Linked DNA regions of Homo sapiens: region 2 is linked to region 1. Evidence: chromatin loops called from intact Hi-C (ENCODE). Cell type or tissue: K562. All regions are shown on one strand. Each heading gives the region's core, and the rest is flanking DNA. Links, peaks and the distances in the headings are about the cores only. Region 1 has its middle 120 kb from the start of LINC02706. Region 2 has its middle 9.5 kb from the start of LINC02714.

Evidence for each region. A loop is a pair of places that touch in the nucleus more often than their neighbours do. Peaks named below come from ENCODE experiments on the same cell type or tissue, not always from the same donor. Only the 100,000 strongest peaks of a DNase experiment are listed, where the experiment ranks them.
Region 2: it touches region 1 in a loop (4-fold over the local background); 2 of 110 quality-filtered maps call a loop at or near these places.

The regions. Positions count from the first base shown.
Region 1 is chr11:134,591,334-134,594,255 of GRCh38, forward strand. No RefSeq gene overlaps it. Among named protein-coding and RNA genes, the nearest start is that of LINC02706, 120 kb to the right of the region's middle. In K562, for the core only: a CTCF peak has its summit at 1,257 (motif pointing right); a DNase peak (open chromatin) is centred at 1,268.
Region 2 is chr11:134,725,004-134,727,925 of GRCh38, forward strand. No RefSeq gene overlaps it. Among named protein-coding and RNA genes, the nearest start is that of LINC02714, 9.5 kb to the right of the region's middle. In K562, for the core only: CTCF peaks have their summits at 1,168 (motif pointing left) and 2,512; DNase peaks (open chromatin) are centred at 1,178 and 2,488; H3K27me3 peaks cover 1,309 bases.

The DNA.
Region 1 (2,922 bases), core at 187-2,686:
TCATTTATATCTGATACCACTTCAGTATATGGCTAGATCACATTTTGTTAATCCATCTATCGATTGATGGACACTTGTATTATTTCCACTTCTTGGCTATCAAGTACACTTTTTTGGGTAGGAGTACATTTTCATTTCTCATATTCCTAGGAGTAAAATTGCTAGATTATACGGTTACTGTATGTTAAGCACTTTGACGCACTGCCAAACCATTTTCCACAGCACTGCATCATTTTACATTCCCATCAGCAATGTGTGAGGGTTTCCATTTTTCTAATTTCTCCTTTTCAACACTTAAATTGCCTGTCTTTTTCACTATAGCTAGTGGGAATTAGGTGATTTTGATTTGCATTTCCCCAATAACTAATGATGTCAAACATCTTTTCATGTGCTATTGACTATTTATTTATCTTCTTTGGAGAAATGTCTTTTCAAATAATTTGCCAATTTTAAAATTTTTTGTCTTTTTATTATTGATATTCTCTTAAAAATTATTTTTATAAACATCCTTTATATAGTCTGAATGCAAGTCCCTTACCAGGTATATGGGTTTCAAATACTTTTCTTATTTTATGATTTTTCTTTTTGTTTTCTTGATAGAGTCCTTTGAAACACAAAAAATTTTAATTTTGATGAAGTCTAATTTATCTTTCTTTTTTTGGTTGCTTGTGCTTTAGGGGTCCTATCTAAAATCCCATTGCCTTGCCAAGATCATGAAGATGAACACTATTTATTTTCCCTAAGAATTTTATGGTTTTAGCTCTTACATTGACAACTCAATCCATTTTGAGTTGATTTTTGTATGTTTTGAGGCAGCAGTCTGACTTCATTCTTTAGCATGAGGTTATCTGGTTGTCCTAGCACCATTTGAATCATGTTAGTGCCATTGTTGAAAATCAACTGACCATAAATGTAATGGTTTATTTCTAGACTCTCAATTCTAACATACATCTATATATATATATCTATATATATATACACATATATGCTAGTACTATACAGTCTTGATTGTTTAGCTTTGTAATAAGTTTATAATTGGAACATGTTCTGAATATCTTCTATTAACTCTGTTGCTACAGTGGGGAGTCACATCCTAAAGTATGAGATGGTTGAACATACAACATTTGATACTGAACAGATGAGATGACAGCAGTTTATTAGTCACATATGCTCACAGTCTGGGAAGGAAGATGCCACACATTATTCAGGGCCACAGGATGATTGCACAAAGAGCAGAGTGAACCAGCAGGGGGCAGTGCAGGTAGGCTGTGTAGTACCAGAGGATGGACTGCCCCTCTTGCCACAGGAAAATGGGGTTGGCTTGTTTGAATAATTTCATGGGCTGGCAGGGAACTGAAGCCTTTAAGGTTAAAAAGCCACCCAACCTGGTAATGCTGGTTTAGTTGGCAGGAGAAGAAGTATAGCAGAGAGCCTTTCCTGATGGGTAGGGGAGCATATCTGCTAAGAGCAGAGAGACTCATGGGCCTGTATGGCTCAGAGTTGTCAAGCAGTACTTGAAATTTTAGTTCTGAAAATACAGAAAGTATAATCCTCTTTTCCAATGTTGCTCTTCTTTTTCTAGATGTTATGGCTATTTTGGGTTTCCTGAATTTATGTGTGAATTTTAGAATCATCTTCTCAATTTCTTTAAAGAAGCCAGCCAAGATTTTGATATTGTGTCAAATCTATAGAGCAATTTGGGGCTTGTTGACATCTTAATATTAAGTTCTCAGATCCATGAACATGGGATGCCTTTCCATTTATTTAGATCTCCTTTAATTTTAATAATCTTCAGACTGTAAGTCTTGCATTTCTTTTAAAAATATATCAGACAAATTCCTAAGTGTTTTATTCTTTTGAGTGCTATTGCAAATAAAATTTTAAAAAATTATTTTTAATTTTTTTTTGTTGCTTAGGATTTTCTGTATACAAAATCTTATCATCTGCAATAAGAGATGGTTTTACTTTTTGCATTCTAAACCAGATGCCTTTTATCTGACACCTTCTGCCCAGTTGCCTTGGCTGGTAACAGCTGAAAACAGCAGACATTCTTGACTTATTTCTGGTCTTGGGAGAAAGCCTTCGGTCTTTCATTATTTAGTATGATTATCAGCTTGGGATTTTTGTAGATTCCCTTATCAGGTTGGAAAAGTTTTATTTTATTTCTAGTTTGTTGATTGTTTATATCATGAAAAGGTATTGGAATTTGTCACATACTTTTTCTGCATCTATTGAGATAAAAATGTGATTTTATCCTTTTTTATTCATATTGTGCATTACATTAATTTTTACGTGTTAAGCCAATTTTGCATAATTGGAATAAATCTCACATGATCATGGTGAATTTTTAAATGTTGCTAAATTTGGTTTGCTACTATATTATTAGAAAATTTTGCATCTCTCTTTATAAGAGATATTATTAATAGTTGTGTTGTATTCTTTTTCTCTCCCTTATGGGTCACATGTACCTGCTTATTTGCATGTTTACTAATTTTTGATTGCATTCTGGTTGCATGATATGTTACATTATGAATGCTTGGGTTTTATTGTCATCCTTTAAAGAGTGACAGACTTTGTTTTACAATCAAGTCATTTGTAAGTCAGTTTGATCTTTTTGAGGTCTATCTTTAAATGGTCTTAGGGAGAGTCTACAGTAATCTTCCCCCTAGGAAATTCAACCCTACAACTGAGGTATGTCTCCTCTGGCTCTTCACCGAATGTCTTGGGTGTTCACTAAAGACTCTTCACTGTGGCTGTTTGAAATTTACTGTAGACTGCATGTTTGTTTCCTGTCCTCCCTCCTGCTAAATTTGTAGGTTAAAACCTAGCCCTTAATGGGATGGTATTAGAAGGTAGGTCCTTTGGGAGGAAAGTCATGAGGATGAGTTAATCTCATACATGGGATCAGTGCCTTCTTACAAG
Region 2 (2,922 bases), core at 123-2,622, 130 kb after region 1:
ACAAATAGGAATGTACTCAGGGATGTTGCTTTGCTTCCGTGCTGGCTGGAATGATTAGATTATAAACTCCGAGCCTCAGAGCTGACTTCTGAGATTGGACCGGGGAGATTTGAGAGCTGAGAACAGCATTGTCTGTTGGATGCCAGGCTTTCAGATCCCAGGGAGGCCATGTGGGGCCATGAGAGCTGGAGGAGGGCCTGAGGCCATGACTTGGAGGCTCAACGTTTTCCCTATTGCCCCTGATGTGCCCGTCCTTCTTGGCCTCCTGCCCCCGTCCTTCCTTCCCACATGACCATACCCAACCCCGGATGGGGGCTGCCAAAGCCCCCGCAGGCCGGTGCTGGTGCTGCTGTCCACACAGGCAAGCTCCTGTGTGAGCCCCGAGGGACCAAGCTGCCTCGTGTGAGCTGTGATCCTGCAGGCGGGAGACAGATGCAGATGGACTGAGAGTGGGGGAGATGGGGGTTACACATGGTTGGACCATTGGCCGGCTGGGCACGGGCATTTATTGGGCGTCAACAGGGCCTGCACAGGCTGGGTGCCACCTGGAGTGTGGGGTAGGGTGATGAAAAGCAAATGGAGAAAAGCAATCTCTGCACCTGGGGAGAGGCCGCGCTGTCTGTGAGACAGGATGAGCACAGAGGCAGGACATGAGGATAAGTGTGGGCCTGAATCCAGTTTGTTGGCACTTTGGCCTCAGGGGGCCTGAGGAGCATGACTGGCTGACTGCTCAGTCAGCTCAGAGCAGGGGGTTTAGGGGCAACTTATAAAGTCTCCCCCGAGATGGGAACGTGGCGTCCAGATCTCATGCTGGATGCAAACTTACAAATCACCAGTCCCTTCTGAGGCTGAAGTCTCTTTAAGGATTTTGGTATTTTCAGTGTAAACCCTGGATGTATTTCAAACAGATGGGTTTTGGAAGGCTCTGTGGCATTTTGTGAGTGTAGCTATGGGAACACACGTTAAGTATATCTCTGTGCGGGAGGGTAGAGTGTTGCTCCACCCTTCTCTCTGCTCCCAGGCTTCGGCAGCTCACACAAGGTGGGAGTAGGGTCCTCCCGTGTGTCCCAAGCTCCCCGCCAGCCTTGCGTCTCGACAGCTCCGCAGTGCGGAAAACTCACCTGTCCAGCTCTGCGTCTGTCACTGTCAGGCTCCTGAGAAGGGGCCCCCTGCTGGATGGAAGAAGGGCAAGGCATGACCGGCAGATCCGCTGTACACGTCTCGCCCTAGTTTTCCCACGAGCAAACCTTTTTCAGGATTCAGGGCAGGTGTGGGATTATCATCTCCAATGTAACTCCCAATGCTGGCATTCTGTGGTCATATCATGCCAACTACTATACCCAGGTGCTGCTCTGTGACCAGGGAGGCTCAGGAATTGGGCACAAGCAATCTCGGGAAATACCTTTTGAGGATTAAATTGCAGTCGGACAGGTGGCAGAAACGTAGACATTCCATTTGTGATCACAAAAAAGATGAGGTTGGCAACACACCCAGAGAGAGGCTCATGGGACAGAAGAGAAGCAGCTCCTCACCTGACCTCAGCTGAGGTCACCAGGTGTGCTGTGGAAGCTCCCTCACCTGGGTCATTCAAAAGAGAAGAAAGTCCTTTGCATATGCTCTCTCTGTCTCTGTCTCTCTCTGTCTCTGTCTCACACACACACACACACACACACACACACACCAGCACCACACCACATAAAGAGTCAATTAGAGCTGACACCACTGAGTCCAAGCAGCCAGTGCAGAAGCACCTGGGGAGAAGTTACTGCTGCTGTCTGGCCTGAGGTCTCCCTCACCATCATCCAGCCAGAGTCTGCGGATCCCTGAGGGCCAGGGCAGCTGCATTGAAACTTTGCTGAGCACTAGCAGGCACAAGAGGGACTGATACACTGGACGCACTAAGATGAAAAATTGGAAGCTACTTTTGCTTTGAAAAAGAAAAGAAGAAAACCAAACCCTTGAACATGAACACACCAAAATGCTCCTGCAGCTGCATTCCCTGCGAACAACACATTTGCCCTCGGTTACTACCCTCAGTTAAATCTGTTAGTTGTTGTTTAAAGCTGGATTTTTTAAAAAAGCATGAAGATAAACTCTCTCTATTGTAACTGTGGGTGGATATTTACTTGAAGAACAGATCAATAGCTCGACTCTTCCTTTTCATAGACAGGTCTTGTTAAATCCTACCTCCGTGATGTGGTGTTCTCCGCTGTTGTTCAAGACCCAGGAAGCCCCCGGTGGCGTGGGTTCTGCTTCTGGAGTTGCACATTGGCCACACATCCGGTCTCCATCCCCCTTGGCTCTTTGACCACTGGCCACGCAGTTAACACCCCTAAGACTCAGTTTCCTCCTCTGTAAAATGGGAAGAATAACTCCTTTCTTTCAGTGTGAGAGTGAGTGTTAGCAAACGAATCTCTGTCACGTGGCTAGTGCTCGATAATTGTGGCCGTAATGATAACAAAACCACAATTCCGTCAGGCTCCCTCCAAGGGGAGGCTGTGGCAAGACGACTTCTGCTCCCTGGCGGTGAGTGAAGCTCAGACGCTTAGATGGGATTTCAGTGGAGAGCTAGTCTCCTCAGGAAACCTGTGAGCTCCCTCACCACAGGAAAAGAGATTAAAATGTGCCCTATATGGGCATACAGAGCTTAAAATGTGCCCGATATGGGTATAAACTGAATTAGACCGGGGCCTACTGTGGGCCTGCTGGAGCCCAAGGCAACCCCTGCCCAAGCTTCTCCCACTCCATGCAGGACCTGGGGGAAGGGTCGCTGGCAGCATGTTCCCAGCTGTGCCTTCGGGCTCTGGCAGCAGAAGGGGAGGCCAGGTCTCTCCGAGAGCCCCCAGGTGCTGCTTCAGGAGCAGATGGGAAACAGTGAATCCTGAGTCCTACCCTGGAGGGACTGGCCACCTCCCATTTGAC